Linked DNA regions of Homo sapiens: region 1 is linked to region 2. The links are chromatin loops, found by intact Hi-C in ENCODE. Cell type or tissue: endothelial cell of umbilical vein. All regions are shown on one strand. Each heading gives the region's core, and the rest is flanking DNA. Links, peaks and the distances in the headings are about the cores only. Region 1 has its middle 98 kb from the start of FDX1. Region 2 has its middle 94 kb from the start of RDX.

Evidence for each region. Hi-C counts contacts between places; a loop is a spot of excess contacts. Peaks named below come from ENCODE experiments on the same cell type or tissue, not always from the same donor. Only the 100,000 strongest peaks of a DNase experiment are listed, where the experiment ranks them.
Region 1: it touches region 2 in a loop (7-fold over the local background); 2 of 110 quality-filtered maps call a loop at or near these places.

The regions. Positions count from the first base shown.
Region 1 is chr11:110,520,377-110,536,270 of GRCh38, forward strand. No RefSeq gene overlaps it. Among named protein-coding and RNA genes, the nearest start is that of FDX1, 98 kb to the left of the region's middle. In endothelial cell of umbilical vein, for the core only: a CTCF peak has its summit at 8,875 (motif pointing left); no DNase peak of the experiment used is centred there; H3K27me3 peaks cover 161 bases.
Region 2 is chr11:110,194,312-110,210,205 of GRCh38, forward strand. It overlaps a transcript of RDX not described here. Among named protein-coding and RNA genes, the nearest start is that of RDX, 94 kb to the right of the region's middle. RefSeq lists a silencer at 5,953-6,247. In endothelial cell of umbilical vein, for the core only: a CTCF peak has its summit at 7,192 (motif pointing right); a DNase peak (open chromatin) is centred at 7,220; H3K27ac peaks cover 810 bases.

The DNA.
Region 1 (15,894 bases), core at 3,933-11,932, 330 kb after region 2:
GAATTAGTGCAGGTTTTCAAAAAATGAATGTTAAATGCAAGAAGGTTCTCATTGAGAGGCCAAAGGACCTTAATTGATCTGGAATACATTGGCATCTCATGTACCATATACTTAGATGTTTTGGAATTCACTCAAGAAAACCACTGATAGCTATTTTGGATCCACAAATACCAAGTATTTTCTCCTTGCAGGGAACCTCAGTCTGCAGGGTCCCATTTGTTTCATCCTTGCCTGGGAGCAACTAGGCACTGAGTTTTCCCAGGTTGCATTGTGAGAAAACACTAGAATGGACAGGACAAAGGCAGATAGCATAAGGAGACAGGCCCTTAGCAAATAGAGTCCATGCGAATAAGTCTGTGTGGACTCAGAGGACAAATGTAACAAACTCTTACATGGGCCAGCCTTCTCATCTCATGGGTAACTTGTTTCTAGTTACCCCTTGGATTGTGAAATTCATTTATACAAGATTGCCCATCAGTTGCAGTTAGCAAAGAGCACAGACCATTTTCAAACACATTACATATTGGAGCAAGAAGAGGTCTTATCATTCAGTCTTCTTGTTTTACAGACAAGGGAAAGGAAGGCCCAGAGAGGGAGAAGGACCTGCCCAAGGTCACACGGCCAGTTAGTGAGCAATTGAACGTGGAGCTCAGCTTGCCTTTCATTGTGCAACCAACTCATTTTTTCTGTGCTTTCAGTAGCTTTCTGTTTGACTTCATCTAACCACCTTCAGAGCACAATTTATACTCTTCTTCATGATTTCAGTAATTTGTGAAGACAGTATATTTTTCTAAGAAGGCCGAATTTTTCTAAGCTACAACTTTCTGCTGCTTTTATAGAATACTGTCTGTGCAGGGCTGTAATGAGAGTGGTTTATGTTGTCTTCTCAGCTCTGATTACCTCCGCTGAAGTGGGTGGGCTTATGTGGGCACTTACATTCTATAAGAATCTGGTTCTTACTCCATTTCCAATTCCTAAGTGATTTGACCCAGGATAGCTAGTCCATCAGCTGGACAGAAACCAATGGTTCTCTCTAAATACTTCCTACCAAGAGACTCAGGAACCATGGCTGGATGGCAGTGAGCTCTTGAATTAAAATGTTATATGGAGCAATAGCTGTGTGCAAGCTGAAGATAAGCAGTAAGATTTAGGGAAATCTGCATTGAAGATGGACAGGGGAGCAAACCCACAGAAAGAAGCCAAGGCAGGATCATGTGGCCTGGAGTGGGCAAAGGAAAGCACCGCTGTCCTCATGGGGCTCCCCTGCCAATCTTGTGCTATGGGGCCTGGCCGATAGCCTTTCTACTTGAACGAGCTATTTCTTACAACCCACTGATCTTCCCTCAGTGAGCCATAACCTAACAGTAGAGATAAAATATGTCAGGTCATTGAGTACCTGTAGATTCTAATTTGGCAAGTGTGGACAGGGCCTGGATGGCATATTTTAAAAGACCTTACTTCGCAATTCAGCAGACCAGCCAAGATCAAGAGCATCGTCCTGCAGAATAAGGTCCTGGCTCCTTGTAGGTACACATCCCCTTCTGTGCCTTGGCCTTGTCTGCCTCATTTGCCTCACTTTGCCCCAAGTCCTGCCTCAGAATTTATGCTTTTGAGCTTATGCTCAGAGATTTTCTCTAAGCTTCAGGGCTAAGCGGGATGGAATCCCTTCAAGGGCATCCTCCCCTAAGCTACAGAGCTACTCAAGAGGTCATATCTCCCTCTGAGTCCGCAATTCCTTCCCTCCTCATTTACAATCTTTCTCCATTTTATACCCTAGACTTCCCTCGGTCCCAGGGAAAGCACAGGAGGAATTAGGACTTCTCTGGGGCCATCCCAGGTCCTCACCTGCCCCCTGCCCCTGTGCTTCCTTCTACCTCCTCCTGGAATCACCCTCTTTCCTACAGGGAGTACCTCCCTTCCCTCCTCTCCTCCTGTCTCCCTCCCCCAGCCTGAGACATTCAGGCCAGAAGAACATCCTGGCATCTGCTGGGGGTCGGAAGGCTTTGGGGACAGACGTGAGCTGAGGGTGGAGAAGGGGGTCTGGTGTTCCAAGATGTGTCCTTCACATTCATTATTTTAGCTGACTTTTTTTTTTGAGCCTAAGAGAAATGCAAACACCTATCTCAAGAACAGACACTTTACACGGAGCTGTCTAGTACCATATTAAGCTGAAATGAGGAAATATTTTCCCAATTAGCAAGACACCTTCTATTTCCTGAGTCTTGAGTGCCTGTTAATAGATCAGTGTGTGGTTTCCGTCCTACTCACTGGTGGCTTCCTGTAACTTGAAGAAGCTACAGTATTCTTTTTGGTCTCTGAGACACCAGGAAGGGAACCTAACTTATTGGGTTATCCCACTTCTGACACCCCTGCCCCCAATTCCCTTCTTGCTGCTACTTCCCTCTTCTATGCTAGCTGTTCCCTTTGCCTTGAATCTCTTGTCTTTGCACTCCTTTACCATGCTGACTCCTGTCTTTTCTTTTCTGTTTTTTTTTAAGAAGGAGTCTCGCTTGGTCGCTCAGGCTGGAGTGCAGTGGCACAATCTTGGCTCACTGCAACTTCTGCCTCCCAGGTTCAAGCTGATTCTCCTGCCTCAGCCTCCTGAGTACCTGGGGTTACAGCCGCATGCCACCACACCAGGCTGATTTTTGTATTTTTAGTAGAGATGGGGTTTTACCATGTTGGCCAGGCTGGTCTTGAACTGCTGACCTCAGGTGATCCACCCACCTTGGCCTCCCAAAGTTCTGGGATTACAGGCGTGAGCCACCTGGCCTGGCTGACACTTTTCTTGGCGTTAACATGACTCCACATTTTTATTTTTCATACAGGACTCTGTTAGTTATTTAGTAAAGGAGACTCCGGACACCAGAAATAGCACCTCCCTCTGGAAGCTTTCCTTGATTTCCTCTCCTTTCTGTTCTCATAGACTCCATATCTGTCTCCATGTTGCACTGATCAGAGATAAGCACAAGGGCTTGATGATGGCTGAGTAATAGGTTAGTGGAGCCCTATAGCAAAGGGTCTCTTGGCCCCAGGAGTGATAGCATGAGACTACAGCATGACTATAGGTGCCTGAAAGGAGCTGTGGAAAGGGGTGGGTGATGGAGAAGCAGAGGATAATGGACGGGGTGAGAGCAGAGAGGGAGGAGCCACAGCCCACGATGGGGCCAGCCTGGGAAGAGAACTGGCTCTGGACATGCATGCTGGGAGGACCTGGAGCAGAGACACCTTGTAGAGAAGAGCAGATGACAGAGGGTACCTGGCAGATGGATGTCTTTGGTCCTGTAGGCTCGTGACTTTCAAATTTCTTTGAACCATAAATCATAATAAGGAAAACATTGTACTTCACAATCCAGCAAATAAATACACATCTACATGCTGTCTGAAAACAAGTTTCATAAAAAGTACTTAATTTTATTACATGTGAAGCACTGATACGTTCTATTCAATTCTAGTCTCTTTTATTGAAAAAATGCAGGTCAGACCATCTAAATTGATCTTACAACCCCTTAACAGATCAAGTTTGTGCATGTGTGTGTGTTTACCAACATTTTTTTGAAAAAATTAAATTCACAGAAAGATTAAAGAACAGTGAACATCCATATGCCCTTTATCTAGATTCATCACTTGCCACATTTGTACTATGTACATGAATATAATACACACATATATGGACATGTACATATGTGTGTACATGTGTACACACACACAACTGATTCCCATTATTCACGTATAGTTATACTCTAGAGAGTCATAGTGAACACTGAATTAGAGAATATGGAACCATTGTTCCTAAGGGAGATACAGGGCTAGATTGCTAAGAACCTCTGCTGGCATTTTCATTAAGCTTGTTTTGTGTGTGTTTCTGTTTGAAGACACTTTATGTATTATATATTGTTGATTCAGTAACACTGAGCATATGGCCGTTAGTGCTATGACTCATGTCTGAACGAAGCTTCTCTAACACGTGTTTTCTCCATGAGGTTCATCACAGCCCTCTTGCTCATGGGAACACTAGACAGCACTTCAGCCTTGTGCGTGGGGCAATCTTAAGTAGTGAAATCACCAACAAAAATAAAAATGCAAAAAATGTGCCACTAAATAGACCACAGAAAGGACACTTGTTTACAGTGTGAAACAAGAAGACAGAGTGTTGATCAACCTTCCTTGACCTCATCTGAGAATGTTTGTATCGGATGACTCAAAGTTTTCATCACTCTGTATGTCTGCAAGTAACCGTCAAAGCCCTATGAATATTGATTCAGGGGGCTATAATTCTGAAATACATTTTAGCAAGCAGGCAAATCTGCAAATATAGAATGTCAGTGATGAGTATCAGCTGTTTGTATGTGTGAACGTTGCAGACACTATGTCTCTTCCCCCTGAATGCATCTTTTAAGAATAAGGATATTCTCCAACATAACTACATGACCGTTACCCTGCCCAGGATAACTAACCTTCATTCAATAATATCATCTGTTATGCAGTTTATATTCAAACTTCTCCAATGTTCCCCAAGAATTCGAAGAGCTGTTTTTTGGGGGGGGCCTAAATTCAATCAAGGCTCACCCACACATTGCATGTAATTGTCTCTTTAGTCTCCTTTAATCTATACATCTCCTGCCTTTTAAGAAATTAACATTGATATGTTTGAAGAGTCCAAGCCAATGGTCTCTTAGAATGTCCCACATCCTAGATTTATCTGGTTGCTTCCTCATGATTAAATGTTGATGAAACCCTTTGGGCAGGATTACCCCAAAGCGGGTATTGGGTACTGCTTTTGCAGGCCAGGAGAAGGCTCCTATCACTTTGTCCCTCTATTGGTGAGGCTGTTTCATTCCTTCATTAAATTACTGCTGTAGATTGGGTGTGATGGCTCACTCACGCTTGTAATCCCAGCACTTTGGGAGGCCAAGGCAGGAGGATCCCTTGAGCCCAGGAATTCGAGACCAGCCTGGGCAACATAGGGAGACCCCATCTCCATACAAAATTTAAAACATTAGCCAGGCATGATGGCACATACTTGTAGTGCCAGCTAATCAGGAGGCTGAGGCAGGAGGGCTGCTTGAATCCAGGAATTTGAGGCTGCAGTGAGTCATGATTGTGCCCCTGCACTCCAACCTGGGTGACAGAGTGAGACTCTGTCTCAGGAACAAATAAATAAAAATGAAGTGCTGCTCTAGGTGAAGTAGGGTCAGCGCTGTAGAGGTGAGGGCCTGAAGAGTGGAGGAAGAACCAGGGATCATTGTTGTGAATGGGGAAGGAAGTCTTAGGGGCTGAATCCCGGCAGCGGCCTCTCTCCCAGGAGCAGAGGGCCTGCATCTGTCCTGGAGCCCTTCCCTTGTCAAGAGCATGAAGAAACACAGCGTCAATGTCTGGGGGCCTACTTTCAATTTCCAGTGAAATTAGGACAAAGTTCCTTTAGGCTTGATATCATTTCTTTTAAGCCTGAGGCTTGAAGTTGGAGCATTCTAAATGCGTAGGAAACTGTTATGAATAGCAACGAAAGGCAGAGTAACTAACACCTGACATAGCTATTTTCCTTGCCATTGCCTCTGCATGATTTAATATTTAATATGCTTGTGGTCAAACCAAGTCTGAACAGAGCAAGCCTGAAGCACTTCTAGCAACACAGCCAGGTGGCCAGGAGCCCAAAGTGATATAACTGCGGTTTACTCACAGGCTTTCAGAGTAACCTTTAGGGCTGGTTGAACTCTCAGACACCACTTAGCATTTCCTAACAATGATCTGTAATGCATTTGGGAAGCCTGTCTGAATCACCCAATTAGATCATGCTTTCTAATGGGCCTCAATGCAGAGATGCTGCCAACAGCTTTGGCAGAGGCACACAGAGCCCCCTTCTTTACAAGGCATCTTCCACTCTCTGTTTTTGATTTCACTCTCACAACATCACTGTGTTGTATCCCAGGTGGATGCTACTATTCCCACTTGCAGATGAGGAATCTGAGGCTCGCTGAAGTTAAGTGACTTGTGCAACGTCACAAAACCATTGAATGGTTGCTGTGAGCTTTCAACTCAGGAAAGGGCTTGACTTTCCCCTCAGGTGCCCTTTCCACTGTGGTGTTGGGAGTTAAGTAGAGGCAGACAGGTCATTACTGGATGGGAAATGCCCTGTGAGCCATTGCCAGCTATGTTTCTGTGTTGGCCTCCAGCAGTGCTTGTCTGATCAGAGACAGGGGTTATGTGGTTAGAACTGGGAAGAAGGCACCCACTAAAATTCTCTAGTGACTTGTTTTCACTTTTGTTTTAGGTTTAGGGGTATAAGTACAGGTTTATTATATAGGTAAATTGCATGTCACAGGGGTTTGGTATACAGATTATTTCATCACCCAGGTAATAAGCAGAGTACCGGATAGACAGTTGTTGAATCCTCACCCTCCTCCCACCTTGTACCTTCAAGTAGGCCCCGGTATCTATTGTTCCCTTCTTTGTGTTTACGTGTACTCAGTGTTTAGCTCCCACTTACAAGTGAGAACGTGGAGTATTTGGTTTTCTGTTTCTTTGTTAGTTTGCTGAGGATAATGGCCTCCAGCTCCATCCATGTTGCTACAAAGGATATGAGCTCATTTTTTAAAAATGGCTGTGTAGTATTCCGTGGTGTATATGTACCACATTTTCTTTATCCAGTCTACCATTGATGGGCATATAGGTTGACTCCATGTCTTTGCTCACTGTGAATAGTGCTGCGGTGAACATACATGTGCATGTGTCTTTATGGTAGAATGATTTATATTCCTTTGGGTATATACCCAATAATAGGATTGCTGAGTTGAATGGTAATTCTGTTTTGAGTTCTTTGAGAAATCTCCAAACTGCTTTCCATAATGGCTGAACTAATTTACATTTCCACCAGCAGTGTATGAGCATTCCCTTTTCTCTGCAACCTCGCTAGCATCTGTTATTTTCTGACTTTTTAGTAATGGCCACTCTGACTGGTGTGAAATGGTATCTCATTGTGGTTTTGATTTGCATTTCTCTGATGATTAGTAATGTGGGCATTTTTTCATATGCTTTTTGGCTGCATATTTGTCTTCTTTTGAAAACTCTGTTTATGTTCTTTGCCCACTCTTTAATGGGGTTGTTTTTTGCTTGTAAATTTAAGCTTATAGATTCTTGATATGAGACCTTTTTCAGATGCATACTTTGCAAATATTTTCTCCCATTCTGTAGGTTGTCTGTTTACTCTGTTGGTAGTTTCTTTTACTGTGCAGAAGATCTTTAGTTTAATTAGGTCCCATTTATCCATTTTTGTTTTTGTTGCGATTGCTTTTGGAGTCTTGGTCACAAAATCTTTTCTGTAGCCTATACCCAGAATGCTATTTCCTAGGGTATTTTCCACAGTTTTTATATTTATGTTTTACATTTAAGTCTTTGGTTCATCTTGAGTTGATTTTTGTATATGGTGTAAGGAAGGAATCCAGTTTCAATCTTCTGCATATAGCTAGCCAGTTATTCCAGCACCATTTATTGTATAGGGAGTCCTTTCTCCATTATTTGTTTTTGTTGATTTTGTCGAAGTTCAGATGGTTGTAGAGGTGTGGCTTTATTTTTGGGCTTTCTACTTTGTTCCATTGGTCTATGTGTTGGTTTTAGTACCAGTACCTTATTGTTTTGATTACTGCAGCCTTGTAGTATAGTTTGAAGTCTAGGTATAGAATCATATTGTCTACAAACAGAGATAGTTTGACTTTGTCTCTTTCTATTTGGATGGCTTTTATTTCTTTATCTTGCCTGATTGCTATGGCCACGACTTCCAGTACTATGTTGAATAGGAGTGGTGACAATGGGCATTCTTGTTTTGTTCTGGTTCTCAAGGGGAGTGCTTCCAGCTTTTGCCCATTCAGTGTGATGTTGGCTATGGGTTTGTCATAGATGGCTCTTATTATTTTGAGTTATGTTTCCTAAATGCCTAGTTTGTTGAGGGTTTTTAACATGAAGGGATATTAAATTTATTGAAAGCCTTTTCTGCTTCTGTTGAGATGATCATGTGGTTTCTGTTTTTATTTCTGTTTATGTGATAAATCACATTTGTTTATTCGTATATGTTGAACCAACTTGTGTCCCAGGAATTAAAGCCTACTTGATCATGGTAGATTAGCCTTTCTATGTGCTGCTGGATTCAGTTTGCTAGTATTATGTTGAGTATTTTTGCATGTATGTTCATCAGGGATATTAGCCTGAAGTTTTCTTTTTTCACTGTGTCTCTGCCAGGTTTTGGAACCAGAATGATGCTGGCCTCATAGAATGAGTTAGGAAGGAGTACCTCCTCCTCAGTTTGTTGGAATGGTTTCTGTAGGAATGGTAGCAGCTCTTCTTTATAAATCTGGTGGAATTGGGCTGTGAATCTGTCTGGTCCTGGGCTATTTCTGGTTGGTAGGCTTTTTATTACTGCTTCAGTTTTGGAACTCATTATTGGTCTGCTCATGGATGTGTTTGTAGTAGTCCCCAAGGGTTTTTTGTATTTCTGTTGGGTCAGTGGTAATGTCCCTTTTGTAATTTCTGATTGTGTTTATTCGGATCATCTCTTTCTCTTTTTTTCTTTGTTAGTCTAGCTAGTGGCCTATCAATCATATTTATTCTTTCAAATAATGAACTTTTGATTTTGTTGATCTTTTGTATATTTTTGCATCTCAATTTCATTCAGTTCATCTCTGATTTTGGTTATTTCTTTTCTTCTGCTAGCTTTGGGGTTGGTTTGCTCTTGTTTTTCTAGTTCTTCTAGGTGTGATGTTAGGTTGTTAATTTGAAATCTTTCTAACTTTTTGATGTGGGCATTTAGTGCTAGAATCTTCCCTCTTAATGTCTGGTGACTTCCCAGAAGGTCAGGAGGGCTCCCTCTACTGGAAGCATCAAAAGTGGCCCACAGCTTGGTGGTCAAGACCATAGAGTTAGAATTAGATTGAGATTGGAATCTCAGCTCTGCCTCTTACTGATGTGTGGCCTTGAGCAGGTTGTTTAACCTTGCTCATTGTAAGTCTTCTTACCTATAAAGTGTGGTTTTATAGTTTTTTATGAAGATTGAATTATTGTATGTAAGGTACTTAGATCAGTAGTAGACACTCTATAATTAATAACTGTTATTGTATAATGCACTTAGTAAACACTAAATAAAAAGCCATTGTCATGGCATTGAGATATTTTCATGAACAGTGGTTGCTACTTGCAGACGATGTCATTGAGAACTGAACATATTCTGTGACAGTGTCTCCCAGAGGCTAAAGAAACTTCCTAAGTACAGAAGCCTGTGATTTGCACCTATATAATGTGCTCCATGAGACAGTTTTCCATCATGTAATCAGTAGTGCATTGAATAAGTGCTGGACAAATGGAGGTAAGAGTTGTGTTTCTTGCCCTCAGGGAACTTATGATCTGGCTGGGGTTGGCCAGTGGGGGAAGGTGCAAAAACCCATGCATAGAAGATAAACACCAAATATGGTAACATCATCCATATGGAGAGGATTGGGTCCCTTTGGAGTACAGAGAATTAGGGGAGGCAAGAGCCAGGGTGGCCAGGCAAGTCCTGGCATAGGAAATGGACTTGAAAAGTAACATTAAGTCATTCCTACTCCCTCCTTGCTGAGCAGGAATGAGAAGGCTAACTCCCAATGACAGGTACCGACTTGGTATCAGTTCAGAGGACCTCCCAGGCCTCTCTGCCCTTTGGTGGGGGTGTTACCTTGTGTTCAATTGTAATTCTCTCAGAGGGTCCAGGCAGCTGGTATGGGTATTAGTCAGGGTCAGGCCATACATGGGTCTGGGAAGCTCTGTTCATCTACCTGTTTGTCCACTCAATTATCTATATTTGTCTATATGTCTGTCTGTCCACATCTGCTCATTTGCCTGTCCATCTTTTCATCTGTTGACCTGTGTATGTCTGTCCTTCCACTCATCTATCCATCTGTTAGTTCAATCATCCATCTATCTGCTGTCTATCTGTGTGTCCACCTGTCCTTTCCATGTTTCTATTGCTCATCTTATTCCACAAAAGATTTGCAGTGGATTACAGAAAACACAAGGAAACAAAACAAGCAGACACACACGCATGCACGTATGCACACATACACAGGATTAGAAAGGTCTATGAAGCTAAGAAGTTGCAAATGGGAACGGGGCTAAAACTCAGACTATGTAGAAATGACATAATTGGTTGCTGCTATAGTTGAGCCACAAATTTGTCTGCTATTTATTTTTACAGTTATCTTCCCTGAAGTAGACACAATCTACTATTTGTTTACAAGAAAAAATATTTTTTCTTGTTTTTAGCTCAAAAATAACTTTATCTCATGAGGCTTCCTTCAGTTTCTGGGGAGAGGCAGTTGTTGGTAGTTTTATATGGTGGCTTCTAAATCAGACCAGCCTGAGTTCATATACTGCATCCGTCATTCAACAACTGAGTAACCTTGGGCTCACTGAGTCTTTCTGTGTCATACTTTCCTAATCTATAAAAAAATGTGATAAGACAAGTATCATCTCAAAGGGCTACAGTGAGGATTAACTGTGATTGTATATACCCAGAACTTAGTAAGGTGTGGGACATGTAATTAATCTTTAATATATGACAGCACTTGTTATTATTGAACCTAATCATGTTTCGAAAGCAATCTCTTGAGTGTGGTTGAGCATTAGCATTCACTCAGCTTCTGCATGCAGAAATCATGCAGAAAGTCAAGGACAGAGCAGCTCTGCCCAGGATAGTGCCTGCTAGCCTTGGATGGGCAGGGTAGACACTCTCATTCTCCAATCTGTCCTGTCGATTAGCAATCTGCTTTTTCCCTGTCCCTCAAGGTCCAGTCATGGGGGAGTACTTAGCCAGACTGCCCTGACCTTGTGGCCCCAGCTGGGAAGCAGAGACTAGGCAAGCTGCTGCGACTCACCTAATCTTCCCAGCAGCCATCCCTTTGTGCTTAAAGATGATTAATTGCATGGGAGAGTAAGTGTGTATCCCTCTCCTTGGCTGCAGTTGCCTCTCTCCCTCAAGCTCTGCGTAGCCAGCAGCATTTCACTCTTAACCTTGCAGTCTTCCTGGGCCTGATTTGCATCCACAAAGTTTCTATGTCCTATTTAGGAGTTGAACCATCTCTCCTTAGAGATCAAGGGGTGTGGTGCAGGGGACAAGCAGGAGGTGGTGTGGCTTATTCTGTCTGAGAGCAAGAGCCAACAACTCAGTTGTGACTGTGTATATTTGTGTGCGAGGGAAGATAGGGTGAGAATGGAATAATTCCACTTTGTTTTTACTTTTAAGTATTGCACAAATGGTCTCTGGAGTCCGCTGTCAGCTGGTAGACTTTGATTTAAAAGCAATGAATTGTATCCTCCAGTTGTGAGTAAAATTACAAATATCTTCAAGATGCGCAGTGCTCTGAGAAAGGGAGCTCACTCATCCAGGCTCTGCGGATGCCTCCTGTCCAGAGAAGGACACAGCACCTCTCTCTCCAGAGGGGAAGTGGGAAATGCGGAGAAGACTGTGGGGAGCATGTCCCACAACACAGGGACTAGAGAAGAGTATGATTTAGGGACATAGCCTGGATCAGATATGGGGTAGGCAGGAATGGGAAGGCCAAGTGAAGCAACATGGGCCCCTTTCAGGCTCTGCAGGTAAAATCCTCTCAAATTCGTGTCTGGAGAGCAGCTGTGTAGTAGAATACCTGGTATCATCAGGTAGAATGGATGCTACTTGATGAAGGCTTCTTCACCTCAGCAGCAAATATATATATTTGATACAAAGCCTCACTCTGTTGCCCAGGCTGGAGTGCAGTGGTATGATTTTGGCTCACTGCAGCCTGGACCTTCCAGGCTCAAGCGATCCTCCCATCTCAGACTCCCAAGTAGCTGGGACTACAGGCACACCACCACACCTGGCTAATTTTTGTATTTTTTGTAGAGACAGGGTTTCACCATGTTGCCCAGGCTTGAGCTCCTGGGTTCAAGCCATCCACCCACCTTGGCCTCTCAAAGCACTAGGATTACAGACATAAGCCACTGCATCCAGCCAGCAAATATTTACCAAGTGCCCGCAATACAGAAATAGAAAGTCAAAGCTGGGTGTTATGGTTTGGATCTGTGTCCCCACAGAATCTCATGTCGAATCGTAATCCCCGTATTGGAGGCGGGGCCTGGTAGGAGGTGATTGTATCATTGGGGTGACCCTTCATAAAGAGTTTAGCACCATCCCGTTGGTGCTGTCCTCATGATAGTGAGTGAGTGATCATGAGATCCGGTTGTTTAAACGTGTGTGGCACCTCCCACTCTCGTTCTCTTTTCCTTGTTGCTCTGGCCATGTAAACTGCCTCACTCCCCCTTTGCCTTCTGCCATGATTGGAAACTTCCGTTATGCTTCCTGTACAGCCTACAGAATCATGAACCAATTAAACCTCTTTATAATTTGCCCAGTCTCAAGTATTTCTTCATAGCAGTGCAAGAACAGACTAATATGCGGGACATAGTGTCTCCCACCTGTAATCCCAGCACCTTGGGAGGCCAAGACAGGAAAATGGATTGAGGTCAGGAGTTTGAGACCAGGCTGGGCAAGATAGCAAGACTTCGTCTCTACAAAAAATAAAAAAAATGAGCCAGGTGTGGTGGCATGTGTCCGTAGTCCCAGCTGCTCCCAGCTGCTTGAAAGGCTGAGGCAGAAGGATTGCTTGAGCCCAGGAGTCTGAGGCTGCGGTGAGCTGTGATTGCACTACCGCACCCCAGCCTGGGCGACAAAACGAGACCCTGTCTCAAAAGAAATTAATAAAGTATGGTGCTCTTGGGATATGAAACCCGTGGATAGGGAGGACCAACTTTTTGTATATATGCAGGTTCCACAGGGCCAACTTCAAGACTTGAGTATGTGTGGATTTTGGTATCCAAGGGGATCCTGAAATGAATTCCCCAACTCTACTGAGGGACTGCTATATATTCAATAATTGTTTTTCAAAGAGGTCACATCTTCTTGGTATAGTTAAGCATATTGCAGAAGGAGTTTAAGCAAGATGTATACTTGGGGAAGGCAACCAAAGGGAAAGGTTGCTGAAAGGGAGATTTGGCCCCTTCTCAGCTAACCCTTTGGCCAGGGGCTCAGCTCCAAGACCCCCCGTCTGAACACCTGGGAATGAGAACACTGGGGCATGCCATTTTGAAAAGAAAAAACTACTAATTACCTGCATAGAATAGATATTAAGAAGAGATTTCTCTAGGGATTTCAAAAAAAATAATCCATTGATTTAATAACTAACCAATTTCCTTATGGAAACAACGACATTTCATCAAGCACATGTTTAATTTTGGACATTCAACAATTTTCTGGATAAAAGAGAAAGAAACGCACGTGGGAGCACACACACACACTCACTCGCTCTTAAATGGTCTGGACCATTGACCCTGCCAATCTCAGTGCTTACAGACCTGGTGAACATGAATGGGAAATTAGAATATAGGCTTTCTTCAATAGGTCTCAGTTTTTATGAACCGTACACAGAATGAGTATTTCGTTGCTTTGGTGTTGAACATTTTTTTTTTGGTTTTTGTTTTAAAATGACCAATCTACTTCATTTCATACTCACTGGAGAGATGAATCTGTTGTAATCGTGGAGGAAACCTTGGCTTTGTTGGACTTACTGAGAGATACTGTCTTCAACATGGTGCTCTCCTAAGGAAATTTCAAGAGTACTTTTAATCATTTGTGAGCATATAAGTTTAGTTTTAGATGCGTATAATATAAAACTCAAATTAGTGACTTAAGATGGATTTTGATATCTTTCCAACAAAAATGTCCAGAGAAAAAAATGGTCCGGGTTGGTGACTCTGTGGCTGTGAAAGATCCAGGTTCTGCCTGTCTTCTGCTTCTTCTATTTGCCAAGACCAGCTTGGTCAGGGAGACCCTAATCCAGCAGCGCTAGAGGAATTAAACACACACACAGAGAAATATAGAGTGTGGAGTAGGAAATCAGGGGTCTCACAGCCTTCAGAGCTGAGAGCCTCGAACAGAGATTTACCCATGCATTTCCTGACAGCAAGCCAGTGATAAGCATTGTTTCTATAGATTATAGATTAACTAAAACGATTCCTTATGGGAAATAAAGGGATGGGCCGAAATAAAGGGATGGGTTTGGCTAGTTATCTGCAGCAGGAACATATCGTTAAGGCACAGATCACTCATGCTGTTGTTTGTGGTTTAAGAATGTCTTTAAGCGGTTTTCCACCCTGGGTGAGCCAGGTGTTCCTTGCCTTCATTCAGGTAAACCCACAACCTTCCAGCGTGGGCGTCATGGCCATCATGAACATGTCACAGTGCTGCAGAGATTTTGTTTATGGCCAGTTTTGGGGCCAGTTTATGGCCAGATTCTGGGGGGCCTGTTCCCAACACTATTATTGGCACATGTTTTCCAACTCAAGGCCACCCATGACCCAAGATAATTACAGTAACATCTTAGAGTCACATTCTAGGCAGGAAGAAGGAGAAAGGGAGGAAAGAGCACAAAGGTGACCCTCCCAGTCAAGTAAACCCCTTTGAGATGCTTTCCCAGCAGCTCCAACGATGACTTCAGCCTATATAGCATTGGCCACACCTAGCTTCAAGGGAGACTGGGCATACTGTTACCCAGAAGAGTCCTGGGGTTCTATTAGCGTGTGAGTAGGGGAGAATGAGTGTTGGGGAGGAAATAGTCTCTGCTATGAGTTTTTTGCTTATGAACTGACTTTAAAATCCAATCTCCATGTAAGGTAGATCTCCAATGTAACTCAGAGCCCTCCAGGTCTTCTGGGGCTCTTTGTGACTTGCTCATTCCTAGAAGGCAGGAATGCTGACATGGGCTAACCCAGAGGGCACTAGGGCACCAACTGACATGGTGTGAGTTTGCTCTGCAATTTGGATGGAGAGTAGAAGGGCAGAAAGTAGGTTCTTCATCCTTACTTTATAGAGGAAGAAAGCAAGTATAGCAGTGACAGTTTCTCAGGGACAAGAAGGGCTAGAAACATGGTAGTACAGGATGCAGGAAGGAAGAGGCAGAGCTTTATTGGTGGTGGGGAGGCGGGGGTGGGGATGGAGGGTGGGGCCTTTAGCACTTTGTATCACCAATGCTGAGTCCTGGGAGCCTTCTGTAGAGGGTGTGTCAGAAAATGTTCGGGAGTGTATTAGGCCATTCTTGCCTGGCTATAATGAAATACCTGAGACTGGGTAATTTATAAAGAAGAGAGGTTTAGTTGGCCCATGGTTCCACTGGCTTTACAGAAAGCATGGTGCTGGCATCTGCTCAGCTTCTTGGGAGGCCTCAGGAAGCTAATAATCATGGTGGAGGATGAAGGTGGAGCAGGCATGTCACAGGCCAGAGCAGGAGCAAGAAGGGTGGGGAAGATGCACACGATTGTCAATGACCAGATGTCCCAGATCTTGTGTGAACTCAGAGCAAGAGCTCATTTATCACCAAGGGGATGGCCCAAGCCATTCATGAGAGATCTGCCCCCATGATCCAAGCACCTCCCACTAGGTTCCCCCTCCAACATTGAAGATTACATTTCAACATGAGATTTGGGTAGAGACAAATATCCAAACTATATCAAGGAGTGTACAAGCACCCACTTTTGGAGTAGGCACTCTGCCAGGGAGGGAAATGTTTTTCTGCCCATACACAAATATACTCCTTGTTATATTGACTGCTGGATTTGGCCAATTTTCTTTTATTCAGCATACCACTCTAGTCTGCCTTTGGTCTGATGTTCTCTTAGAGTTATTCTGAGAAAATACAGCCTGAGAAGATAAGCAGACAAGTAGACAAAGACAAATGTACAGGGATGTTCAATGCAGCATTGTTCAAAGATTAGATAAACCTTTAAGATTGGATTAACTTTTATTGTAGCCAATAAAAAATTGGATACGACCTAAATGTTCTA
Region 2 (15,894 bases), core at 2,928-10,927:
CGGGTTCAAGCGATTCTCCTGCCTCGGTCTCCCGAGCAGCTGGGACTACAGGCACCTGCCACCACACCCAGCTAATTTATGTATTTTTAGTAGAGACGGGGTTTTGCCATGTTGGCCAGGCTGGTCTGGAACTCCTGACCTCAACTGATCCGCCCACCTCAGCCTCCCAAAGTGCTGGGATTACAGGGGTGAGTCACTGCACCCAGCCGGATATTACAACTTTTCGTTTCTTGCATTCCCAGGTCTTATGACTGAATGATTTTATGCCAACTTCCACTTATAATCAAGGAGAGGACTGAGAAACCATAATTTGATAAGAAACCACAACTATGTGGTTATCCTTTAAGTTATAAAAGTGCCTGATAACCAAAGATTTCACATAAATTACAAGAGACCACTTTGGGAATAAATATTCCTTGATATTAGACAAACAATATTGTATCTGCCTAGTGTCCCCTGTAGGAGGAGGTTGTCTCTAAAATAACTAGACTTAATATCCTTGAAAAACATCAGTGACAGATGGAAAATCCTATGTCATGTTGGCATATTTTGTGGGGTTTTTCAGAAAATCTTTAAGGGGTAACTTCGTGCCCAGCAGATACCTGTCAAATAATCACAGCACAACATGCTCTTGAAGGCTGTAAGAGTGACTTTTTTGGTTGTTTTTTGTTTTGTTTTGTTTTGTTTTGTTTTGTTTGAGACAGGATCTCGCTTTGTCGTCCAGGCTGGAGCGCAGTGGTGCGATCTCAGCTCACTGCAACCTCCACCTCCCGGGTTCAAGCGATTCTCCTGCCTCAGCCTCCCGAGTAGCTGGGATTACAGGCACACACCACCATGCCCAGGGGGGTTTCACCAAGTTGGCCAGGATGGTCTCGCTCTCTTGACCTCGTGACCCATCCACCTCAGCCTCCCAAAGTGCTGGGATTACAGACGTGAGCCACCGTGCCCAGCCAGAGTGACTGTTAATGCAGCTGACTCATGTCACAAACTGTCACCCAATCCTCTAAGCTTCGGTCCTTGGACATTCAAAACACCTCAAAGTGCCAGGACTAGTGCCATCTTATGAATTAATAATGCTGCTTCACATCCCAGCTCTGCCACTGAACTCTCCTCAACCCTCTTTCTCCAAACACTGGCCAGGTCCGAAGTAACTGAAATCAGAGAAGATGGGAACCTGAGATGGGGCAGGCAAGCAATATTCACCGCCTACCACCAGGATGCAGAATCAAGTGCGCAGTAAGGCTCAGGCTGATGTTAGAATATATTTATTGCTACATTTATATACAATTATACAAACAGCCCAGACAGGAAAGAAATGTTGCATCGATTTCTGCAGATTCCACCAACATGTGCACAGAAATGGAGCTGTTCACCACTGAGTTTGCTCTTGGATTGAAGCCAAATATAAGTCACATACATTTTTTGAAAAAGTGGGAAATTCTTGGAAATCCTGTCCATAGATTCTTCCTTACAAGCTAGTCATGCAGAAAAAAGTGGGTTCTCATAAGCTGATGCCTTCCAGCATGTTTGGGGGATAGAGTCCTGAAGATGGGGTGCAGTAGATGCTGGCTTGGGACTGCAGGGTGCTGTGCGAAGTCCCAAGTCCTGGCCCATCTTGCTAAGGTCTGTCTTTAGGAAAGGCAATTGAGAGGGGTCTGGAGAGAAAGAGAATAGCAAGAAAGGGAAATCCAACAGTAAACTGAGAAGAGGAGAGAACCATGAGCCAGGGCCCTGGGTAATGGAATACTGGTCCATCCAGTTCCAGCTGAGATTGCAGACTTTGGGGGATATACACATTCAGAACACCAGGTATGTCCTTATCCTAAAGCTTCCCATAAGTCAGTAGCCAGGGGCCTGCATGAAGACACAGAAAGTGAATAGGAAAGTCAGGCAAGAAAGAAGAAAACTCAACTTGAACACTCGTATTATCAACATTCAGTTGAAAAGGCATGACCCTGAATGTCTTTGCACATTTTGTAAGTTAACATTTAGTCATGGTTAGTTGATGGTTGAGTGATGAAGGGGAATGGAATGCCAGTGAGGAAATGTAATGATGTACAGATTGTATCAAAATAAAGGTGCGTCCACAAACTCTACACTCTGACCTCAGCCTGGTTAGAATTACTTTTGGCCTCAAAAGGAGTCTCACATATAGATTTTGCAATGTTCTGATCCAGAATTATGATGTGGATATAAGATGACGGTATAAACACTCTCTCTTTCATGTCACAGTCACATACACCTTAGTGACGTGAATCCCAAGAGAAATTGTTGAGCAGCCACAGGGCGTGTGTGCTTAGGGAATGAGTTCACCTTATTTACACCAGCTCCGTCTGACCCACCTCAGGCCCCTTCCCAACTCAGGAATCCAGGAGGGAGGACCTGCAGATTGGGTTTACTCTGGCCTCCTCAGCTAAAATCAGCTCAGAGCCTCAGAGAAAGGTCTGAAGGTTGAGAAAAAAGGCCCATGACTCTAAATACACCAGACTGTGCCAGGCTTTGGGGTTGATTAGTAATTTGGGTACAGTCTGGTCCCAAGGCTGTAGGGGTCCTATTCATGTGGAAACCAGTCAGTTCTATCTTGTTCATGGCTTATTTTATTTTTGAGACAGGGTCGCGCTCTGCCACCCAGGCTGGAGTGCAGGGGTGTGATCTTGGCTCACTGCAGCCTCGACCTCCTGGGCTTAAGCAATTCTCCCACCTCAGCCTCCCGAGTAGCTGGGATCACAGGCATGTGCCACTATGCTCAGATAACTTTTTGTATTTTTTGGAGAGCCAGGGTTTTGCCATGTTGCCCAGGCTGGTCTCAAACTCCTGAGTTCATTCAACCCACCTGTCTCAGCCTCCAAATGTGCTGGGATTACAGGCACGAGCCATAGCGCCTGGCCTGTGCATGGCTTTAGATGTCACGTTTAATTCCTTAATGTCACCATAATCCTACAGGCCCCTAGTCACGAGGAAGATAGGATGACAGTGCTGTGGAGAAGCCCTGGGGGCAGTGGGAGACGGACCAGAACATCACTCAAGAGTCCCTGTTCTTTCTCTTGGGTCAATAATTTTATAATCAACTATGGAGAGGCCCAGCAGTTCTTCCAAGGGTGCCAACTATGTGACACCTCAAGCTGGAGGATGTGGCAATCACCAACTCTGTGGATCCCTTCATAAATTCATGTCTAGATAATTCAAAATCTCTTTCTGTCATTTGATCTTGACTTTTCATGCAGAAACTTTCTTTTCCTACTTCTGACGACAATAGCTCAGAGTCAAACTCACTCAAAGGATTTGCTCTAAAAAGAACATTAACAGATGAAAATCAAGGAGGAAAAATCATAAAAGATCAGGTAGATTTTACTTTGGGGAGTTTTACGAGTTGACAAAATGGAAAGAGTTACATGAATGAATTTCTGCACTGGAAGAAATGGCTAAAGATAAATAGCTAAGAAGAGTATTGTTTGCGGCAATCTATGGCACATTAAGAATGTGCTTTAACCCAGGATTTTAGCTCAAATATCAGAAATAAGACCAGCTGGATTCTCAGCTAGACCCGTTTCAAAGAGAGTGAGAGCAAATGATGATGGATGTGTCGTAGCATTTCAAGTGGACTTTGAAACAATGAAAGTGTTTTGGTAGTGTCATGAAATATCAGAGAGAATCTTGCACGACCTTAAACTCATTTCAGGGCAGGCCAAATTCAAGGCCAAAGAAGCAAATTGCTTCTAAAAGTTCCCCACCTTAAATGAACACATGTGACCATTTTTTTGTCACATAAATAAGTCTAAAACATAATATTTCTATAAAGAACATTGGTTCTACATCTTTAAATATTATCTCAAATATATTGACCTTTAGCTAGAAGGAGGTTTAGAGAACTTTGGGAGGCTTAATCAGCAAGTTGGGGGAACTCAAGATTTACAACATAAACAACATTGTTGTGGTTTTATTCACAAATGGGATGAGTCAAATAGTCTCTGCCAAAAAAAAAAAGAATTTAAAAACCTGTTATCATGGTAATCATATTGAAAAATGATTTTTAAATATTACCAAATTCAGGTCAGTACATAATACTATATTAACCTAGCTTATTAACCAATTCTTTAATTCTTCTGCTCCAGGAATCCCCAATCCCTGGGCCGAGGACCAGTACCGGCGTGTGGCCTGTTAGGAACTGGGTGGCATAGCAAAAGCTGAGTGGTGAACAAGCATTATGGCCTGAGCGCCGCCTCTTGTCAGATCAGCAGCAGCATTAGATTCTCAAAGGAGCGAACCCTATTGTGAATTGTGCATGCGAGGGTTCCACGTTGCACGCTCCTTTATGGGAATCTAATGCCTCATGATTTGAGGTGGAACAGTTTCACCCCAAAACCATCCCCTCCACCCCCCAACCCCACTCCCAGCCCATGGAAAATTTGTCTTCCATGAAACCAGTCCTTGGTGCAAAAAGGTTGGGGGCCACTGTTCTACTCAATGTGCATGTACAAAACTTCATTTTTAAGTAAATCTGAATACGTCTTTTTTTTTTTTTTTGAGACGGAGTCTCGCTGTCATCCAGGATGGAGTGCAGTGGTGCCATCTCGGCTCACTGCAACCTGTGCCTCCTGGATTCAAGCAATTCTTCTGCCTTAGCCTCCGAAGTAGCTGGGACTACAGGCATGCACCACCACTCCTAATTTTTTTTGTATTTTTAGTAGAGACGGGGTTTCACCATGTTGGCCAGGCTAGTCTCGAACTCCTGACCTCAGGTGATCCACCTGCCTCCACCTCTGAAAGTGCTGGGATTATAGGCATGAGCTACCGCACCAGGCCTGAATATGGATTTTTTAAAAAGAAGAAAAACCTCCCAGCAGAACAGAAGTGTCATAAGAGAACTTGCACCATAATACTTTCATTCTCAATGCTAGAGAGGGCTCTTTCTAAAGGTAAGAGAATCCCCTAAAGTAGGAGGTCCAATCAGCTCACCAAGATTACAGGTAAAACATCATTTTAATAAATTCTAGCTCACCTCAAAATTATTAAATTGGAGGATGATGTTCTTGATTGGCAAAGAGCCCAAGAGATGCAAACTATTGGGAAAGAACCTGGAAGGGATGGAATCAGAGGCTGTAAAGATAGAGGTTGCTCTTGGTCAGTTCCTTTGACTTGAAATCCACAGGTCCTGTGGATGAACAGGTTCAGATTTTATGAGGTCCCACCAGCATCCTGGCAGTGGAAGGTGTGGCAGGTCTAGTGGGCAGGTGAGCTGGCCCTGGCCACGGCTGCCAGTTGTACTTACCTAGTGAGGGAGGGAGCCTTCTTCCTAAGGGTTACATTTGCTTTATGCTGCTTTGGCAAGAGCGCATCTGGAACAATGCATACAGTTTGGGTCCCCACCTTTCAAAAGAGACATTAAGAGATTAGAAAGCATTTAGCAAAAGAACACAGTAGGAAGCTGAATGGGCAGGCTGACTACTTGCTCAGCACATTGCAACATCAGGGCGCTCTTGTCAGCCTGGATTATGTAGGGCCTGTTATTGTCAAACTGTCTGCCTAATCTTTAACCTCTTTTTTTTTCCAGTCCACCTTTGAAACTCCACGATTAGAATGTGGAAATAAGAATAACTTTAAACCTTCCTTTTAAATAGATGCTAGACTTCAAATAGTGCAGCAACTCTACACAAGCTAACTAGTCTCTTTCAATAATAAGACCTATTATTTAGAATAGTAGGTCTTGTCTTAAAGCCATAAAAATCAGAACTTCATGTCATTCAGTAATGTGTTCTACCAGATTTTATATTTTATGTGAAGTTCTCTTTTGATTAACCGAGGCATTGTTAAAGTTATTTTCAGGTAGCAACCAGACTAATGGATCCAAAATACTTTATAGTGCCTACTCTGAAATCAATAGTTGCTATGTTTTTGAATAAGCAAATTCTCAGTACCTGCCTACTAAAAGACTGGATAGGTTAAGACAAACAAACCATGAAAACTACCTCCTCTGCAGACACGTTGGCATTGCCGGAATTAAAGAGGTCAATTTCAGCCCTACTCTCTCTGGTCTGTCTTCCTCAGCTGACTCACCTGCCATTCTCCGATATATCCCTTAGAGATAAAACAAAGTCAGAATTAACTTGACAAAGAAACTGCTAAACTGGCCAAACGTATCCATGAGTCAGTTCCCTGACTGGGGAGAATACTGGTTACAGTATTTTCTAACCTTGTGGGTAAAACAATTAGAAATGCAGTTACTAGCAATCTCTATCTTACGAATGAGTTATGAACCAAAAGGGCAGCTGTGGTGGGCTGTTTCCCATGGAAACCACGTCATGAAGAGTGATTTTGTTTCTAGGCAGTTTAACCCATAATGAAAAGCTGAGTCTTTGCAGTAAAATACAGTAGAAACTCCAAATTTGTCAAAGATTGTAATAAAGGAACATAGAAACAATGACATTTATTAATGGTTTTATAATTCTTCTTTAATACTTGAGCTTGATGTTAACCTGGCCAGAAATAATTCGATGGTTCAATAGTACCTGAAATTTAAGAACATTTTAAAGGGAATTCTAACTATTTTCAAAGACTTTGAAGGTTAGTCTGGCTGGCACTTTATTGTATGACATGCCATTTCAGGCTGAGTAATTCCAGCACTTTGGGAGGCCGAGGCAGAGATCACCTGAGGTCGGGAGTTCGAAACCAGCCTGACCAACATAGAGAAATCCTGTCTCTACTAAAAATAAGAAAATTAACCGCGCATGGTGGCGCATGCCTGTAATCACAGCTACTCAGGAGGCTGAGGTAGGAGAATCGCTTGAACCTGGGAGTTGGAGGTTACGGTGAGCCAAGATCGGGCCATTACACTCCAGCCTGGGCAAGAAGAGCAAAACTCCCGTCTCAAAAAAAAAAAAAAAAAAAAAGAAATGTCATTTCAAAATGTATAGCTGTAGTTTTTCCATAGTCACTAGTAATATTATTCTCACTGTGATTAACTAGTAGTACTATTTATGTAGATTTAGACTCATAAAGGAGCAGAGAGAGCAAAGGAAGAGAATTATTTTTCATGAAAATAATGAGAAAATTTAGGAGAGCATGAGAAAGGAGGATTTGGGAGTAAAGTTAATAGATGAAAGGCACAAGAGAGGGAATAGAACTGAAGGAGAAAACTGCATGTATGAGTTTCCCTAACAGGGAAAGAAAGGTGAAGAGACGTCAGAAATTTCCAAGCTTTGCCACCAGGTGGCGGCATGAGATTAGATGACAGTATTTTAGCTGAAGGCAGCAGCAACTGAAGGGTAGTGAGGGTGAGATACATAAAAATCACATGAGCTGGATATTCACAACACAGGAGGCTCAGGATTTGTGAAGCGGTAAGCCATGGGTTAGAATATATATCAAGTTATAGCAAGAATATATATTAAATTATGTGTTAGAATATATAATAAGGGACGCAAACCTAGTTGAACTTATTTTTTAAGATGTTGTCTCCCTCTGTCACCCAGGCTGGAGTGCAATGGCGCCGTCTTGGCTCACTGCAACCTCTGCCTCCAGGATTCCAGCGATTCCTGTCTCAGCTTCCCAGGTAGCTGGGATTACAGACACATGCCACCACATCCGGCTAATTTTGTGTGTGTGTGTGTGTGTGTGTGTGTGTGTGTGTGTGTGTGTGTGTGTGTGTTTTCAGTAGAGTTAAGGTTTCCCCATGTTGGCTAGGCTGCTCTCAAACTCCTGACTTAGGTAATCCGCCCGCCTTGGCCTCCCAAAGTTCTGGGATTACAGGTATGAGCCACTGCGCCCGGCCTAGTTTAACACTTTAAAGAATCTATTTATCTAGTACAGGCCATGGCTCACACCTGTAATCCCAGCACTTTGGCAGGCTGAGGCCAGGGGTTGATCACCTGAGGTCAGGAGTTTGAGACCAGCCTGGCCAACATGGGGAAACGCCATCTCTACTAAAAATACAAAAATTACCCGAGCGTGGTGGCCTGCACCTGTAGTCCCAGCTACTCTGGAGGCTGAGACAGGAATCGCTTGAACCCTGGAGGCAGAGGCTGCAGTGAGCCAAGATCATGCCACTCACATTCCAGCCTGGGCAAGAGAGCAAGACTTCATCTAAAAAAAAAAATCTGTCTAGTTTAGTATATTAACATTTTTCTTTTAGACAGGGTTTTGCTCTGTCCTCCAAACTGGAGTGCAGTGACATGATCATGGTTTACTGAAGCCTCAACATCCCAGGCACAAGCAATCCTCCCACCTTAGCCTCTCGAGAAGCTGGGACCACATGTGTGCTTCACTACACCTGGCTAATTTTTCTTTCTTTTTTTTTTTTTTTTTTGGTTGGGGAGGGTGGGACATGAGGTCTCACTATGTTGCCCAGGCTGGTCTTGATCTCCTGGGCTCAAGCAATCCTCCTGGGATTACAAGCATGAGCTGCTGCACTCAGCCAACAGTTTTTTTTTTAAAAGTAAAGACATACAAATGGCAGCAGATATATGAAAAGGTGCTCAACATCATTGAGCATCAGAGAAATGCAAACCAAAACTGCAATGAGATAATCATCTTACCCCAGTTAAGATGGCTTTTATCCTATTAAGACAGGTAATAACAAATGCTGGTGAGGATGTGAAGAAAAGGGAACCTTTGTACACTGTTGGTGAGACTGTAAATTAGTACAACCACTATAGAGAACAGTATGGAGCTACCATATGATCCAGCAACCCCACTACTGTGTATATACCCCCCAAAAAGAAAATCATTATATCAAAAAGATACCTGCACTCCCATATTAACTGCAACACTACTCACAATAGCCAAGATTTGGAAGCAACCTAAGTGTCCATCAACAGATGAATGGATAAAGAAAATGTGGTACTTGCATACAATGGAGTACTATTCAGCCATAAAGAATAATGAGATCCTGTCATTTGCAACTACATGGATGGAACTGGAGATGGCTAATGTTAAGTTAAATAAGCCAAGCACAGAAGGACAAAAATTGTATGTTCTCACTGATTTGTGGGATCTAAAAATAAAAATAATTAAACTCATGGAGATAGAGAGTAAAAGGATGGTTACCAGAGGGTAAGAAGGGTAGTGGGGAAGCAGGAGGTTGGGAGGTGAGAATTGTTAATGGGTAAAAAAAAAAAAAAAAAAAGTAGAAAGAATGAATAAGACCTAGTATTTGACAGCACAAGGTGACTATAATCAATAATAATTTAATTGTACATTTAAAAATAACTAAAAGGGTATAATTAGATTATTTGTAACACAAAGGAGAAAAGCTTGAGGGGATGGATACCCCATTTTCCATATGTGATTATTACACATTGCATGCTTGTATCAAAATATCTCATGTCCCCCATAAATATATACTTATGTGCCCACAAAAATTAAAAATAAATTTTTTAAATAAAATTTTTAGTAGCATCATCTACAAAAAAGTTTTAAAAATTAAAAAATTAAAGTACACACACACGGTTGGTTACCTCAATATACTCAGAAATTGCGTTTAATAAATTTAAAACCCTCTTTTTATTTAAAAAGAAAAAACTCTTAGAAAAATATGTATATGTATGTAAAAGGAAGTTTCATAAATCTGATAAAAGTCATATACTAAAAATTAGGCTGGTGCCATGTGCCTATAGTCCCAGCTATTCAGGGGGCTGAGGTGGGAGGATCACTTGAGCCTGGGAAATGGAGGGTGCAGTGAGCCAAGATAACGCCACTGCACTCCAGCCTGAGTGACAGAGTGAGACCCCATCTCAAACAAGAAAAGAAATGAGACACCACTTATGTTCCACATGGGACTGGAAATTGCAGCCAGTCAACTCAGTAAGAAACAGAATAAAAGTTTTATGGATGGAGAAGACTGAAAACTATAATTATTTGCAGAAAATGAAGAAAGTCTGTGTAGAAAGCCCAAAAGACTTCACAAATTATTAGAAACGGTGAGAATGAAACAAGGTTCCTTAATTTAAGGTCAGCAAAAAAAAAAAAAAATCAACTGCATTCTCTACACCAGCCAGAAATAGTTTTCAAATGTAACTCTGAAAATGACAGCAAAAAGATGATTAATAATAAATCTAACAAAATAAATACATGATCTTAATGCAAAAATTTAAACAACTTTACTGAATGGCATCAAGGAAGACTTGGTGGAAAGACACTGCATATTCATGATTAGGAATGCTTAATATTGTACAGCTGTAATTACTTTTCTTTCTTTTTTTTTTTTCCTTTTTTTTTTTTTTTTTTTGAGACAGAGTTTCACTCTTCTTGCCCAGGCTGGAGTGCAATGGCGCAAACTCGGCTCACTGCAACTTCCGCCTCCCGGGTTCAAGCGATTCTCCTGCCTCAGCCTCCCGAGTAGCTGCGATTACAGGCACACGCCACCATGCCCGGTTAATTTTTGTATTTGTAGTAGAGACGGGGCTTTACCATGTTGGTCAGGCTGGTCTCGATCTCCTGACCTCGTGATCTGCCTGCCTTGGCCTCCCAAAGTGCTGGGATTACAGGCGTGAGCTACCGTGCCCGGCCGTACAGCTGTAATTTCTTACCAAATTAATCTGTTAATACATTTCCAAGCAAAAGTCCCCAAAGTATTTTTTCCCATACAGGTTACACGAATTTATGCAGAAGAACAAAGAACCAAAACTAGTCAGGAGCCTATTTTACAAACAAGGTGTAGCAACTTTTTAAGAAAGCTCAACCAGATATCAAGACTTGTTAAAAAGCAAAGGCTGTAGTAATTAAGACAGAATAGTATTGACACAGGGATAGAAACACTGACCAATGCAACAGATGAGAGTATAACAGAACAGAGGAAGAAATATGAAAGAAATGGCAATGGGATCAATAGGAAAAGGATGAACTGTTAAATAAAGTATCAAGACAACTAGTCATCTAGACAAAAAAATAAAATAAAATTGGATCCATACTTCATACCATGCACAAAAGTTATTTATAGCTGGACTAAAGATTTAAATGTAAAAATAACCAAACTTTTAGATGAAAATATAGGAAAATATCTTCATGACATAAAGTGAGAGAATAATTTCTTAAAACAAGACACACACAAGAAAAAATCCCCACAAATTATGAGGAGAATAATTTATAAATTAAGCTACAAGAAATTGTAAAACGTTTACCTATCCAAAAAAAAAAAAAAAAAAAAACCACCATAAAAAGCCAAAGAGACAAGGTAAGCCATGGAAGGAAATCTCTCTAAAACATTTAAATGTCAAAAGATTAGTAACCACAATGGAAAGAAATTATCTGAATTAACTGGATCAAGATAAACAATCTAATAAAAAACAGGCAAAAAAAAAGTTATTTCAAAGAAAATGAAACATGAAAGGCCTTTAAAGAAAAATTATGTTATATTAGTAATTAACAAAATGCAAATTATTAATAAAAGCACAATGTCATCTTAAACCTATCAAATCGGCAGAAATTGAAAAGTTTAGTGATATGAAGTGTGGCGAAGATGTGGATATAGCCTTACTTTAGGAAACAATTGATGGTTACATAGTAAAGTTGAAGATGTGCATATTCCATAATGACAGACAACTCCCCTCCCTAGGTCTCTGCTGTAGAAATACTGTTGTGCTTATTCACTAGAAAACATGAATAGAAGACAAAAATATCTGTGGCTATATTGTTTAAAGATTTTAAAAAATACTCGTAACAATCCTATAGCCAGACGCAGTGGCTCATGCCTGTAATCCCAGCACTTTGGGAGACCAAGACTGGTGGATTACTTGATGTCAGGAGTTCAAAACCAGCCTGGCCAAAATGGTGAAACCCTGTCTCTACTAAAAATAAAAAAAATTAGCTGGGTGTGGTGGTGGGTCCCCGTAATCCCAGCTGCTTGGGAGGCTGCAGCAGGAGAATTGCTTGAACCCAGGAGGCAGAGGTTGCAGTGAGCCAAGATCATGCCATTGCACCCCAGCCTGGACGACAGAGTGAGAGTCCATCTCAAAAAAAAAAAAAAAAAAATACTGGTAACAATCCAAATGTCCACCATTGGGGGAACTGATAAATTGTAGTGCACTCATAAAATAAATACAGCAGTGAAAATGAACCACAGCTATATTCATCAAAATGGATGTGCATGTGTGTGTAATAAAATTATGTTTTGAGAACTTCATCACGAATTACAAAAAAAAAACTAGTTGTATAAAGTTCATGTGTGGGCAAAACTAGACATTATATTGTTGTAGATACAAACACAGATAGTAAAAGCTAAGAAACGGATGACGTGATGGAGAGGAACATGCAGTGCCAGTTACTGGCAACATACTATTTTTCAAACTGATACATGAGTATCTAATATATATACATATATTCCATCATTTATATTTCTACTAGATGCATTTCATTCTCTAATACTGTTATAAATGAATCTCTAGTTTTTAAGTGTTTAAAAACAGAAAGTAATGAAGGAAAAATACTACAATAGATGGGGAAGTTATGAATTTTGTTCCAAATATCTTTGGTCTTTGAGCCATTCGAATTTCAAAGGTCTCAAAGAAACTATGTAGAAGTCAATAGTTACTCTAAGGACACTGAGTAAAAGAAGCAACTGTGTTATTTCCACAGTATTGGGTTGGAGTGAGACCCAAACGAGCAATTCTCAAAGTGTGGTCCCAAAACAGCAGCATCAGACTCACCTTTAAAACACGCAATTATTTTATTTTATTTTATTTTTTTTGTGGCATGGTCTCGCTCTGTTGCCCAGGCTGGAGTGCAGTGGCATGATCTCAGCTCACTGTAACCTCCACCTCCTGAGGTTCAGCCAATTCTCAAGCCTCAGCCCCCCTAGTAGCCAGGATTACAGGTGTGCACTACCATGCCCAACTAAGTTTTGTATTTTTGGTAGAGACAGTGTTTCACCACGTTAGCCAGGCTGGTCTCGAACTCCTGGCCTCAAGTGATCCGCCCGCCTCAGCCTTCCAACATGCTGGGATTACAGGCCTGAGCCACCGCACCTGGCCATAAATGCACATTCTTGAGCAGCTGCATAGATCTACTGAATGTGAAACCTGAGGAGGGCACCCTGCAATCTGTGTTTTAACAAGCCCTCCAAGTGATTCTGATGCACGCTAGTGTGAGAACCACTGCCAAAAGTTGTTCAAGTATCTAAGAAATCCCTTCATTATAACAAAATAAGACCTCCCTAGGGTCACATCAAAATATTAATAGTCATCCAGACAGAAAGACACAGCACTGGCCCTTAGGAGAACATTAGTTTTTAAAAACCTTTAACTCAGGAGGCTCGTTGGCCAAACCCAGCTTCCCATCTGTTTTTGTACAGAATGTGATTTAAGAATGTTTTTTACCTTTTTTTTTTAAACAAATCAGAGGAAGAATATTTTGTGACACATGAATTGTATGAAATTCAGAGTTAAGTGTCCATAAATAAAATTTTATGGGAACACAAACATGCTCATTATTTACATATAGCTGCTTATGCACTACAACAGCAGAGTTGTATAGCTGGGACAGAGACAACTGGCCTGCAAAGTCCAAAATGTTTAGTATCTGGGCCTTTTCATAAAGATCATTTGCCCTATTTGCTCTAATTTGATAGAATCTACTAGTCTAAAAGCAAAATATAATTACAGTAATTTTCTGTTGAAAACGCAATTTTCATTTTAATTACACACAGGCAAAAATCTAATAAAGAATCATAAGGAAGTTGAATCAGATTTTTTTTTTTTTTTTAATAGAGACGGGGCACCATATTGCCCAGGCTGGTCTCAAACTCCTGGGCTCAGGTGGTCTCCCGCCTTGGCCTACCAAAGTGCTGGGGTTACAGGCATGAGCCACCATGCCCGGCCCAGATCTATTTTTATCTACAAAGCCATTCAAATAACCCACACAGAGCATCTGAAAAATGTTACTAACGCTTTCTCTCTTCAAATTTCTAATAAATGACAAAGAATTGCACAAAGAATTGACTGGTACATTTCAATGAAATACTCATTCAGTTCTGAAAACGAATGTAGCGTTCTCCTCTGGCATTTATTCGGGAGGTTAACTCAAACTATAAGCCTGTCTCAAATGCTGCCTGATAACTTCATTTTTCAGCTCTCACAGTGGCCACCCTCCTCGCTGGCTCTCTTCTACATGCTAAAACTCACCAAGAGCCTTCTTCCCTTTGATCCTCAACCTCGAATTTTCTCCAGACTGAGTTCAGTTCTTATCACTGAAGACTTGCTCACTGAGTTCCTGAATTATTTTATTCAACACCTATTGGGTGGCTTAAAAAGCCTTCTATCCACATCCATCTTCACTTCTCCAATTTCAACTTTCCTCTAGATTTTGAATATTTCTTGAGCACAGACTCTTCTTTGATTTCTAGGGCTTTAACAATCATTTATTAATTTAAAAAAATAGCCAGGTGTGGAGGTTAACGCCTATAATCCCAACACTTTGGGAGGCTGTCAGGCGGATCACTTGAGGCCAGGAGTTCAAGACCACCCTGGCCAACATGATGAAACCCCTTCTCTATAAAAATACAAAAATTACCTGGGGGTAGTGGCGGCCACCTGTAATCACAGCTACTCCGGAGGCTGAGGCAGAAGAATCATTTGAACCCAGGAGGCAGAGGTTGCATTGAGCAGAGATCACGTCATTACACTCTAGCCTGGGCAACAAGAGCAAAACTCTGTCTCAAAGTAATACTTTTAAAAAATATAATGCGGAAGATGGCCGAATAGGAACAGCTCCGGTCTACAGCTCCCAGCGTGAGCGACGCAGAAGACGGGTGATTTCTGCATTTCCATCTGAGGTACCGGGTTCATCTCACTAGGGAGTGCCAGAGAGTGGGCACAGGTCAGTGGATGCGCGCACCGTGCGCGAGCTGAAGCAGGGCGAGGCATTGCCTCACTTGGGAAGCCCAAGAGGTCAGGGAGTTCCCTTTCTGAGTCAAAGAAAGGGGTGACGGACGGCACCTGGAAAATCGGGTCACTCCCACCCGAATACTGCGCTTTTCCGACGGGCTTAAAAAACGGCGCACCACGAGATTATATCCGGCACCTGGCTCGGAGGGTCCTACGCCCACGGAGTCTCGCTGATTGCTAGCATAGCAGTCTGAGATCAAACTGCAAGGCGGCAGCGAGGCTGGGGGAGGGGCGCCCGCCATTGCCCAGGCTTGATTAGGTAAACAAAGCAGCCGGGAAGCTCGAACTGGGTGGAGCCCACCACAGCTCAAGGAGGACTGCCTGCCTCTGTAGGCAGCACCCTGGGGGCAGGGCACAGACAAACAAAAAGACAGCAGTAACCTCTGCAGACTTAAATGTCCCTGTCTGACAGCTTTGAAGAGAGCAGTGGTTCTCCCAGCACGCAGCTGGAGATCTGAGAACGGGCAGACTGCCTCCTCAAGTGGGTCCCTGACCCCTGACCCCCGAGCAGCCTAACTGGGAGGCACCCCCCAGCAGGGGCACACTGACACCTCACACAGCAGGGTACTCCAACAGACCTGCAGCTGAGGGTCCTCTCTGTTAGAAGGAAAACTAACAAACAGAAAGGACATCCACACCAAAAACCCATCTGTACATCACCATCATCAAAGACCAAAAGTAGATAAAACCGCAAAGATGGGGAAAAAACAGAACAGAAAAACTGGAAACTCTAAAAAGCAGAGTGCCTCTCCTCCTCCAAAGGAACGCAGTTCCTCACCAGCAACGGAACAAAGCTGGATGGAGAATGACTTTGACGAGCTGAGAGAAGAAGGCTTCAGACGATCAAATTACTCTGAGCTACGGGAGGACATTCAAACCAAAGGCAAAGAAGTTGAAAACTTTGAAAAAAATTTAGAAGAATGTATAACTAGAATAACCAATACAGAGAAGTGCTTAAAGGAGCTGATGGAGCTGAAAACCAAGGCTCGAGAACTACGTGAAGAATGCAGAAGCCTCAGGA